Linked DNA regions of Mus musculus: regions 2 and 3 are each linked to region 1. A link is a contact called in ENCODE Hi-C or POLR2A ChIA-PET data. All regions are on one chromosome and are shown on one strand. Each heading gives the region's core, a stretch centred on a gene start or an enhancer-like site at or near the end of the contact. The rest is flanking DNA. Distances are from core to core; before and after follow the strand shown.

Region 1 (3,601 bases), core at 129-2,628:
CCCATACATAGGCCTACAAACCTGACAAGCCTATGGTTCTGGCACATGCTTCTCTTCTAGACTTCGTAAATTAAACAGAAAAACTCCCCTCAGCTTATTTTACGTACTTGACAACTTTTAAAAGGATACTATTCATTAAAAATTATATTCGAAGTTGTTATAATTGGATTTTTATTCAAAAATTTTAGTCGCTCGTTTTTTTTTTTTTTTTTTTTAGATATCATGGTGTGCTTTGGTAGATAATTTGTATGAAAAAAATTGTCATCTTCAACCTAATTTGAATTGTTTACACATCCATGGGAAAGCCTGTTAACCTTGGTGAGACATCTCCGAGACTGCCTTCTACGAGATAAACAGATTTAAACCCCATTAGCAGCAAAATCTGCATCTTCTTTGAATTAAAACTGTGCAACAAGAAAAAGGGGAGTTTTAAGCTGTGAATGTCCAGGTCTCCAAGTACAGTGTGGCCATGGCGCCAGGTCACGGATGCGATCTTAAAAGCTGCATTTTCAACTTTTGAGTGGGTAAAATTCATTCCTGAGAACTGAGTGTTTTTGACACACTGGTCAGGTAGGGGGCTTTTGAGATGCTCTACCGTTTCCCCCTCTCTGCCTGCGTAAGAAGTGGGGGTATTTTGGTCTCAGGCTCCTGTCATCCTCCGTCCTAGACAGAAACTACCACACAGTGACTCTGGAGTACCAAGTCCCCCTGCTGTTCGGTCTTATTGTCCCATCGCCACAGGGAAACCTGCGGGCACGTTTGCGCCCACCCCGGGGCACCTCTGCATCTCTGAGTATGGAGGGGACTCCGAACAAAGAGAGAAATCAAGGGACCAAGGAGAATGGAGGGTCAGGGAAGGATCCGGGAACACGGGAACCCAGCGGGAGGAAATGAGGGGGATCGGGAATATGTCTGCTATCTTTGGTCTTTTTGGGGGGTGCCGGTCCGTGTGACCGGATCAGAAGGTGCAACCGGGCAGCCGGGCGGCGGGGACAGGTGCCCGGTTGCCCGGCTAGGCTCCCCCAGCTCCGGCCGCTCCGGCCGCACTTCTGCAACGTTGGGCTGTACACCTCCCAGCGCCGACTCCTTCGGTGCGCCGTAGCCCTCGCCTTATATACCCTGCTAAAAATAGCCTGTGAGACGTCTTTCCAATCAGCGCAGGCCGAGTTCGAATTGCACCAATAAGGAGGCCTTTAATGAAGAGGCTCGGTCACGCCAGGCGGGGCCGCTGTGTGTCCGCACCGGCGATTGGTGCGAGCTGACATCATCGTCGCGCAGCCCCGGGTACAGGAGCGGCAGGATTGGGTACCGTGGGGGGCGGAGCTCCAAGCTGGTCACGTGGGGGGAGAAGGGGGGAGCCAAGCGGGGGAGGAGGGGGGAGGCTGGCAGCGGAGCTTTGAATAGGGAAGTTTTGCAGGGGTTACGCTTGCAGTCAGTCCGCTGTTTGCAAATATTGCGTGGGCTCGGCGCGCTGCGGGCTGCGGGAGGGTCCGGACCCGGCGTCCGATTGCAGCGCCATCCAGTTTGCATGAAACTTTCACCTGCGCTCCCGGGAACAGTTTCTGCTCGGACTCCTGATCGTTCACCTCCCTGTTTTCCCGACAGCGAGGACTGTCTTTTCCAACCCGACATGGATGTGCTCCCAATGTGTAGCATCTTCCAGGAACTACAGATTGTGCACGAAACGGGCTACTTCTCGGCTCTGCCGTCCCTGGAGGAATATTGGCAACAGGTAAATACGGATTTTTTTTTTTTTTTCACCTGCCCGGTACGCCGAGGAGGGAGTCGCGCGGAGGAGCAGGCAAGATGGTGTGTGCTTGGAAGTGCATCTTTTTAATGATGATTAGCATTTGCCTAATTAAAAATATAAAGTAATGATCTTAAGATGTCCTTCTGCTGCCTGGAATGATGAAGGCACTGTAGAGCGAGCCTTCGGGAGCGAGGAGTAGAGTTGTCATTTGTGTGAAGGCGAGCTCTCCTTCCCACTACGTTTTTATTTCTTCATTTTTTTTTCGTGTTTTGCTAATTCCGAGCTTACGAGCAGCATACACCTGGGGGGGGGGACCCCAAATTATTCTGACCGATCCAGACCTGAGCCCTTGGCACAAGTTTGGGGTTTGTACCAGCTCCAAACTCCACAGCTGGACCCTGTCATACGAACGAGCTTGCCTTGACTACCAAAAGATTTGATTTAAGGATTTTGGTTTTGTTTTGATATTTGTATGTCCCAAATTTAAAAGTCTTAACATTTTGCTTGCGGAACGCAGTAGTTCTTTTTGAATTCAAGGCCATTTGCAGTTTCTTTTCCGTCTGGATAATTTCTTATCATTCACGTATGCCTGCCTTGTTTTTCTTACCTGCTTTTCTTGTTGACTGCGCGGCGGGTGTGTGTGTGTGGGGGTGCTGTTTGCACACAAGTGACTTGTCAGTCATATGACAATGAGTCCATTCCTAGTTGCTTCGGGTCTTACTTTGGGCAAGAAAAATCTCTAATTCCGGCATTTTAGTGGAACTAGAATTTGGGGCAACCGGAATAAAAGAAACACCCCCTACCCCTTCTAAGTCATAGGATTCTGTGAGTGGCAAAAATATTCTCAAACACTTTCACCATTGTCTTTAAAAACGATGATTCTGTGGCCGTCTCTCTACCCTTCTGGGTATTTTTTTTCCTCCAAGTGAATTAGCAGATCAAATAAATTCCGTCGGTTTCACAACCTCCCAGGCTTTAAAACCCAGGAAAAGCGAAGTGTTGGCTGAAACCTCCCCATGCCGGCTTAATTGTTCACAATCCTCTCTGCCTTTCTCTCCCCCTCTCCATTTTTCCTCCTCAAAGAAGCTGCTCCCTGGGACGTGATTGAAATTGATCTTAGTAGTTTCCTTTAGGCATTTGGGATTTGGGCAACTAGCCAGACTTGGCTCCTGGTCCCCTTCAGAGCCTTTTAAACTCCCAGAGAGCTTCGATCAGGTCCCCACTGCTCATCAGCATACTGGCGATTTTAAATTAGCCAGTTGATTAAAGTTTAACAAGATCTTCATAAATGTCTTCGCCATTTCTTTGGAACATCAATAATAGGTATCGCCGCTTCGATTCCTAATACTGTACACACTGTAACAGACATCGAATTTTGGGGGGAAATGGAAAACAGGCACCCCCTCTTCCTTAGCTTGCTTGTGCTTGCTGTGTGAGGCCGGGACTTAGGATGTGTATACTGTGATAGAAGGCACATTGTTTAGTAAGCTTTAGCCCTTTTGCTGGTAGCCTGTGCTCAAGATGGTCTGTACCCTGATAACATTTTTTTGTTGCAGTTTAGTGCCGAAATTTCTGTCTGTAGAATAGAATACACAGAGGCACAGACGGCCTTATATGGGCATGCAGGCAAAGCTAGTGAAAAATCAGGGCCTACATAATTGAATCCTAAAATCTTTCCTACCGTTTTTCTTTTCCAGTGGCTAGAAAGTTTGAGATGGTGGGGAGAGGGGATTGCTGATCTCTGCAGTGTGTAGCTCCTTGAAAGGTTGGTGGCAGGGCTGGGAAGGGGCACCCTGTTATGGCACACTGCATGTATATTTGAGCCGGGTCCTTATTTGGCTGCAGGTCAGA
Region 2 (3,601 bases), core at 330-2,829, 340 kb before region 1:
CGAGACAGGGGCAGGACGATTTCTGAGTTCGAGGCCAGCCTGGTCTACAAAGTGAGTTCCAGTACAGCCAGGGCTATACAGAGAAACCCTGTCTTAGAAAACAAAACAAAACAAAACAAAACAAAAACAAAAACAAAAACAAAAATAAAAATAAAAATAAAAACCACCCCCCCCCCCAAAAAAAAGGAAAGGTAGACGAAATACAGAAAACACTTGAAAAATGGCATGAAAATTATTGCTGGAAAATGAGAGCTAGCCACAGTGAATTTATAAAAAGACCAAAAGCACCAGAGGCTAAATGTGACACCAGAGCAAGTGTAGTCTTATCACTTCTGAAGAGTGTGCTGAGTCCTGTATTATCACATTTCTTATGGTTACCTCTAATAATTTTTGCCCCCATTTTAACAAAGAGGAACATTCTTTTCTTAGACTAGAGAGGTCAGGAAAGTAAAGTTGTTCAATATAGTGTGCTCATCCTTTTTCAATCTGAAAATCTATATTCAATCAATATAGTTTTCAAATAAAGAACTTATTAGTTTAGTCAACTGCCACTTTATATGAAGGTATATATATTAAGATATCCCTTTATCCTTATTTATACGATGGTAAATTTTAATCATGATCAGTCACTGTCTGTAGAATTTTACAGGAAAGGGTACCTTCACAGATATGTGCTTACATAGACATATAGTCTGAAATAATTCCATTTACTTAACTCACTTAACTCGTGTTTTTAAAAGATTGATTTTATTGCATGCATACGTGTGTATTCCTCCTTGTCTATATCCAGCAGAAAGACTTGCATCTCCTGGAACTGGAGCAACCTATGGTTCTGTGCCACCTGATTTGGCTTCTGGATATTGAACCTAGATCCTCTACATGAGTAGGAAGAGCTCTTAACCACTGAGCACTTTTTCATCACATCTAGAATAGCCCATCTCATAAATGGACAGCAATGAAGTCCTAATACCTACAATCACTGGTGGGCACTGTCCCATCATCCTCCCACTCACTAAAGGAGTAACACTGAGAGGTGTCAGGTCACTGGGGTATTCCTCAGGTATGTCCCCCTAGAGGTCAACAAGCCCCCAATCAAAAAGCAAGAACCCAGCTTAGAAGAATTCACAGACTCCAACTATTTTGAGATCTGTCACCTGGACTTGCAAAAGCTTCCTTAGAGAGCTGCCCAAGAGGAATGTATCTAAGCTATTTTCTCAATCCTGCACAGATGGTTCATAAAACACATAGATTTATATCACAAGTCTGAAAATACCTTTCTGCTTGACAAGTACTGCCTTATTTCTGAGACTATACACATACATGAGATAGTTATCCATAAGCCTTTAATTCTGTGGAGCCAAATATGTATTAGACATATTGGCAGGTACTCCTCGATCTTTCTAAAGACTGATATTTCATTTTTGTCATGTAGACACTGATATGTGTTAAATTATTATATTTGTTTGATATTGTGTTTATAGCTCCAGTGGTTGGGATTGAAAGGGGAGGTGTTTAATCACAGTGTGAGCACTATAGAGCCTCTAAGGAACAGACCACCTCGAGGCCAAGCCCCTGCCTTTCACCATGGAGACCATAAAGCTGAATAATGTAACCATCCTGTAGTTTCAAAGCAGCTTCTACCAAGCCATGGTAGCAGATGTATTCACACATTTCCAAGATGCTTCTTGGCATCCAAATGATACAACAGGTGTGGCTGTTACACACTTGATAATTAAATCTGGTCAATTACTTTAAAGTCTGGAAGAATCTGTTCCATTTTCAATTATGAAGCTATTTTTTAAAAATTATATATTTATTTAACTACAGTAGCGCAAGATAGGAAATTGGAATAACCTAATAATTTCACAAGCATAGCAAAGACAATGACATACTATTCTGAACATTTTTATCTGAATATATGATAATAATGTAACTACATATCAATTGCAAAATACAGGTATCAGGGAGGGTCTCTGTCCCTTGTGAACTTATGTCAGATCTGTTAGTTCTGCTAAATGCAGAGCTGTGTCCTCAGGAGTATATCTTCTAGATCTTGTAATAATACATTAACTGTGGGAGATGACTTCCCTTGTTACTCCACTATTCATTGATCTAGTGTGTGTGTGTGTGTGTGTGTGTGTGTGTGTGTGTGTGTGTGTGTATGTGTGTGTGTGTTTGTATAATGTGGATGTGTATGTTACTGTGCACACGGCCAGAAAATAAACTGAGTTAGTTCTAACGTCACGCTATGTGAGTCCCAAGGATGGAGCTTAGATAATCAGGCTTCATGACCTCCCCACACCCCCTCTTGCTTGCTGTCTTGCTCTTTCATACTCTACTTTCTTCTTCATTAACAAAATCGATGTGTGTCCTCATTCCATCCGTAAATTTGTGCTTCTATGTTTATTGCTGTTGCTCTGCCTTGCATAAATTTCTTTGAGCCTTTTTCATTCACCTTTGAATATTCACCCCGTTGATTTTCGATCATGTGCTACATACCTGGAAACTGAGTACATAGCCTTATATGTGATGCCTTCTATCTCATTTACTCTTTGGTTCTAAATGTGTTCAAGGTCAACTATTGATCTTCAGGTAAATTCTTTGTCTGACTTGGTTTCAATGGTATTTTCTTAACGATAACTTCCTGTAGTGGGGATTATTCTGCTTTCCTGCATATCCTGTCATTTTGTACTTTTTACACTCTTTTAAGCTGCGACATTTTTATAACAAATGTGTCCACTTACAACCACATATGCGATTTAGTATCTCTTACTGTCCCAACTGATTGATATTGAGATTGTAGAATGATTTGTCTTCAGAACTCTGCAAAGTCCTACTGACTTCCACCTGTCCTTCCTGCTTCTGAGAACCCAGAGTGAATATATGTCTGGTTTTCCTTTGAGACCAGTGCAAGACCCACTGCTTCTTCCTCTTCAGTTTTGAAGACATGTCCTTTGTTCCAGGTGTGCTAACATCTAAGATAATCCATCTATGCCTCATTCCTTTTTGACCAGTAAATCAGATTTTTTCTTTTTTACACTAAAGCCCCTTGTCTCTCTTTGACTCTAGAAAATTCTATTTTATATTGTGACCTTTGCTTTTGTTTCCTGGTTTCTTGGCTCGTTTAAGCTACCTTAATATTAACACATTTACTGGCATAGTCCCTTGTCACAATCTCTGACTCTTTCAACTTTTGCCCAAAATAGGAGAAATTTCTTTAACATTTCCTTCAATTCCTGTAATGTGGTTTTCAGAGATATATTTCATAAAACTTTCAAACTTTAAACAAAGACATAGAAGAAAAGTTGGTTTTCCCGCTCTTCTCTAGCCAATATCAACACTGGAAGGATGGAGATGAAAATCTCCTACTAGATCACCAGAGAACTGACTTTATATAGCAAATTGGGAATAAGATATTAGGAAAGAAGACAAATTGAATCAAAAATTCTTGAAGCAAAAACCTAAGAATGGAAATTATGGCAGAATCAGAAACAAGATAGGAAGACCTGACCCATGGGTAGAAAGACCTGATCTACAATGGACGAGTAACTGGATGTGTAGTGTGAACAAGTACTAGAAATGAAATATATCAAAGGACCAC
Region 3 (3,601 bases), core at 310-2,809, 260 kb before region 1:
CACCCACACACACACACACACACAAGAACACAAAAACATAGACATACACACACACACACACACACACACACACACACACACACACACACACCCACACCCACACACACACACACAGAATGACTGACAAAGTGATCCTACTTTGAAAGTAAGAGTATCCCAGTGGGGCTTGGAACATTATTTTTCTGAAATAGAATTAACCATCCTTGTTGAAGCAATGTTACTTCCAAGTCCACATTTGTACTCATTTACATTGGCCACTGTGGTCTAAAGAGTGATTAAAGAGAAACATTACTTCATTTTACATTTCTATGATAAATGACTCATTATATTTTAATTAAGTTATTATTCCCTTGTAATTTCAATGATTTTCTTCTTAGAAAGTGCAATTCTGGTGAAGCTGGTTTTGTTTACATTTAGCATGTCCATTCAAAGGAAATGTTTAAACTTTTCTTTAATTATGGATTTTACACACTGATTTATTTTAACACTAAATGTGAAACATCCTTTTTAAGGATGGCGTCTTAGCAAAAACATTCACACACATGGCACTTTCATTTTCACCACAGTCCATTATGAATATATTAGGAGTCCTTATTTTCTTAAATAATTAGTTTTATTAGGGATATAAAAATAAAATAGATTAAATCACAGTACATAATTGAAACTTATGGTACATGGTACATAAATGTAGCCATCTGGACTCAGACTAAGAAAAGAAAAAATATGTTTTTTGCTGATATGTTCTGGTCTGAACAGATGTTTCAAAGCCCACATGGAGGATATGAACCACTTAAAATAACACGTTTGAGGATCAGCACTAGAATTATCAACAGCAAATGGCTGTTCTCATTGAATTTAATGAAATTGCAAATAAAGATAGGATTTCAGAGAGTTATAACAATGGAAGACAGTTGTAACCAATCTCCTAGTCTCCATAACACTGCTCTATCATAGGAGAACGATAAGTGTGCAAAATGTCCCACATATACTTATGCTAAGAAAAATCAGGAGGACAGTGTGTAAGTGTGTGTGGGGGTGGGGGGAATAATGTGTGTGTTTGTATCTGTGTGTAAGTCTGTGTTTGTGCATTTGAGTTGTATCTGTATGTTTATGTGAGTATATCTGTCATAGTGTGTAAACATGTACACATATCTCGATGTGTATCTCTGGGTTATGTGTCTTTCTCCCTGTCTGTGTGTGTTTGAATAACTGTGTATGTGTGTGACTATGCACTTGCCTTTGACTGAGTGCTCTGTCTCTGGGTGTTTTTGTCTCTCTGTGTGTCTGCTGTGACTGTGTATTTGTAGGAGTATGTACATGTCTATCTCTCTGCGTATATGTGACTGCATTTGTCTGACTGTATCTATGTGTATATTTATCTCATTTTCTGCACGTAGGAACAATGTAACTGTGTGTGTGCAATTTTAAAATAAAGGCCTGTTACACATGCTAAAGCTTCCCTGTCAATAACTTTCCACATTCCTTCTCTCAGTTGAAATCTAAGAATAACATTTCCTCTATTTAGGGACATTCCGTTCTTGTCTCGCCCATGAATAGCTAATTGCTCCTGACATTCCCATGTGACCATGACTTCAGCTCTTTAACCCACACAGAACTCTTTCCTGCTCTGAGTGTGACTGGGCATCCTGCAGTTAGCTTCTCTTAAACATTGCTTCAAGTAGTTTTAAAGGAAGATTGGAAGGCTGCAGTAAGATAAGGAGGAATTAAAGACATTGCACAAATAAAGATTTAAGCTTGTTTCACGTAAACTTGTCTTTAGATTCGTTGGGTACTTTGTTGGGCAAATATTTTCTGGTGAGGAATTAGATAAGGAAAAAGAACTATCCTGTCCATACTGAGTAGTATCATGTTGGCCTTGGCATTGTAGCTTGGTGTCCATATAGATTCTAGGCCACTGCTGTGGCACAGGAAATGCAATGAAGCAAAGGCTGCAGACATGTCTAAAATTCCCACCTTGAATGGAAGTATAAATGCATAAATGGGTCTTCAAAAACATAGAACAGGGATTTTCAAGAAAAGGAGACATGGGCGCAGTGTTTCTGAGAAGCATTCTATCACGCCACCTATCCTCATCACTGAGAGTTCTCTGTTACAGAGCTATGACTACAAATTCAATCTCTGATTTCTGGGCTAGGCTAGAAGCCGTGTTTCTCTCTTAGATTACCACATTCTAGAGTGTGTAGTGTGCAGTGTCCAAGGCACAGTCTCCAACATAAGGAGGAAGGACCGCAGTCATGTCAGCTTTTTAGAGAACAGCTTCTAGGCAAGAAGACATAATCAGAGGCAGAACTTATCCTGGGCTTTACACTTGCTTGTTTAGCCCAGGGCCTTGTATACAGACACTCAGCATAACCCCCAGGTCCAGGCAGCCACACTTACCAGAACCTTTACTTTATATTCCCGGTTTCCATCATGAGCTCTGACAGCTGGGTCCTGCTTCAGATTACCATCACCAGACAGATATACAGGGCTGTATGAATTATGCAACACTGTAACCAAGTAGAACTTTGCTTATCCCTGTGCTGACCATACAATGTTTGGTCCAAATATCTGCTCTTCATCCACCTGAGCACATACATGTGTGAAGTGAGAGTTAATATTTGTAAAATCAACTTGAGATTTCTAATCCCTGCCTAACTACATTGTGACTACATGACTTCAGTCTGTTGTAATGATTAGGTTTTCAAACCAAGGTATGTCAGCATATTTTCACTACACTGTGGTCCAAGAAGAAATAAAAAGTTTCAAGAAGGCACACTAAAATTGAAACTGACAACAGATGCCCACCCCAAAGTCACAGATGACTGGTGTGTAGTGGTGACCAAAAGGAGAAGAACAGCTCTGTCTTCTGTGAGTTTCAGGCCAGTCTGCTCTATGGATTAGAGAAAGTGTCCAGTCTTTTACATGACAATTGTTTTTATTTGAAAAGCAAGTACCAGCAATGTACCTACCTCCCAGGGTAGTTGTAAAACCTAAGAAGTTCATTCATGCAAACAAGTAGAAAAGCCTGTCATTGGGAAACAAAATCAAAACAAAAGAAACCAACAACAAAACAGTTCTCTTTTCAAAGGGAATAAAAGATGGTTTATTCTGGAGCCAAATATGAGTAACCATGACCCAGGAACACAGATATAGGTCACCCAAAATAACATGTCATAATGTGGTGACGGTTGCAAGATGTTTCTACATCAATCAATCAATAGAAATGATAAGTTGGAAGATTTTCAAATGCACTGGAGGAAATATGCAGTAGGTAGGATATAGAAAAACAGGAAAATCTCTTATGGCTTTCAATATCACCTGATGTTTGGAATGGTAGATGCTAAGGATCTTTGAACATTTTAGAAATGATTTTACCGAATAGTCCCAAGGGTGTTATGTCAAATACAGAGATAGACAATACATAGCTATCAAGAAGGCAAAGAATATCCAAGACAATTTGGCTCTAGAAATATTAACCCCCAGCTTTCCACAGTCATGGAAGTTTTAATCAGTTGCTAAGCCTTGCAAAGTCTTTAACACAAATTTGCATTATTTTTTTCTTGGAAATTCAGCTCCTAGATACCAGGCTTCTAATAGT

What was found. A loop is a pair of places that touch in the nucleus more often than their neighbours do. ChIA-PET counts read pairs that join two places held with the same protein, here RNA polymerase II (POLR2A).
Region 2: a map of heart shows a loop between it and region 1 (2.8-fold over the local background). The contact joins the enhancer-like site here to the promoter of Klf6 in region 1. A Hi-C loop is called at or near these places in 2 of 37 maps with a recorded cell type or tissue (T-helper 17 cell and heart). POLR2A ChIA-PET finds 5 or more read pairs at or near these places in 1 of 5 experiments (Patski).
Region 3: a loop to region 1 is called in a map of heart, with 3 times the contacts of the local background. The contact joins the enhancer-like site here to the promoter of Klf6 in region 1. A Hi-C loop is called at or near these places in 8 of 37 maps with a recorded cell type or tissue (adrenal gland, gastrocnemius and heart). POLR2A ChIA-PET finds 5 or more read pairs at or near these places in 2 of 5 experiments (Patski and embryonic stem cell).

Annotation. Positions count from the first base shown.
Region 1 is chr13:5,860,111-5,863,711 of GRCm38, forward strand. Klf6 (Kruppel-like factor 6) reads left to right here and starts at 1,379. Exons shown (of 4, transcript NM_011803.2): 1 at 1,379-1,732. The coding sequence starts at 1,529.
Region 2 is chr13:5,518,171-5,521,771 of GRCm38, forward strand. No RefSeq gene overlaps it. Among named protein-coding and RNA genes, the nearest start is that of Gm40661, 33 kb to the right of the region's middle. Within about 2 kb of position 1,580, at least 1 of the 3 ENCODE cell types and tissues checked has a DNase peak (open chromatin) inside an H3K27ac peak, as active enhancers do.
Region 3 is chr13:5,602,837-5,606,437 of GRCm38, forward strand. No RefSeq gene overlaps it. Among named protein-coding and RNA genes, the nearest start is that of Gm40661, 51 kb to the left of the region's middle. Within about 2 kb of position 1,560, at least 1 of the 3 ENCODE cell types and tissues checked has a DNase peak (open chromatin) inside an H3K27ac peak, as active enhancers do; it is heart, where a contact is called at or near this core.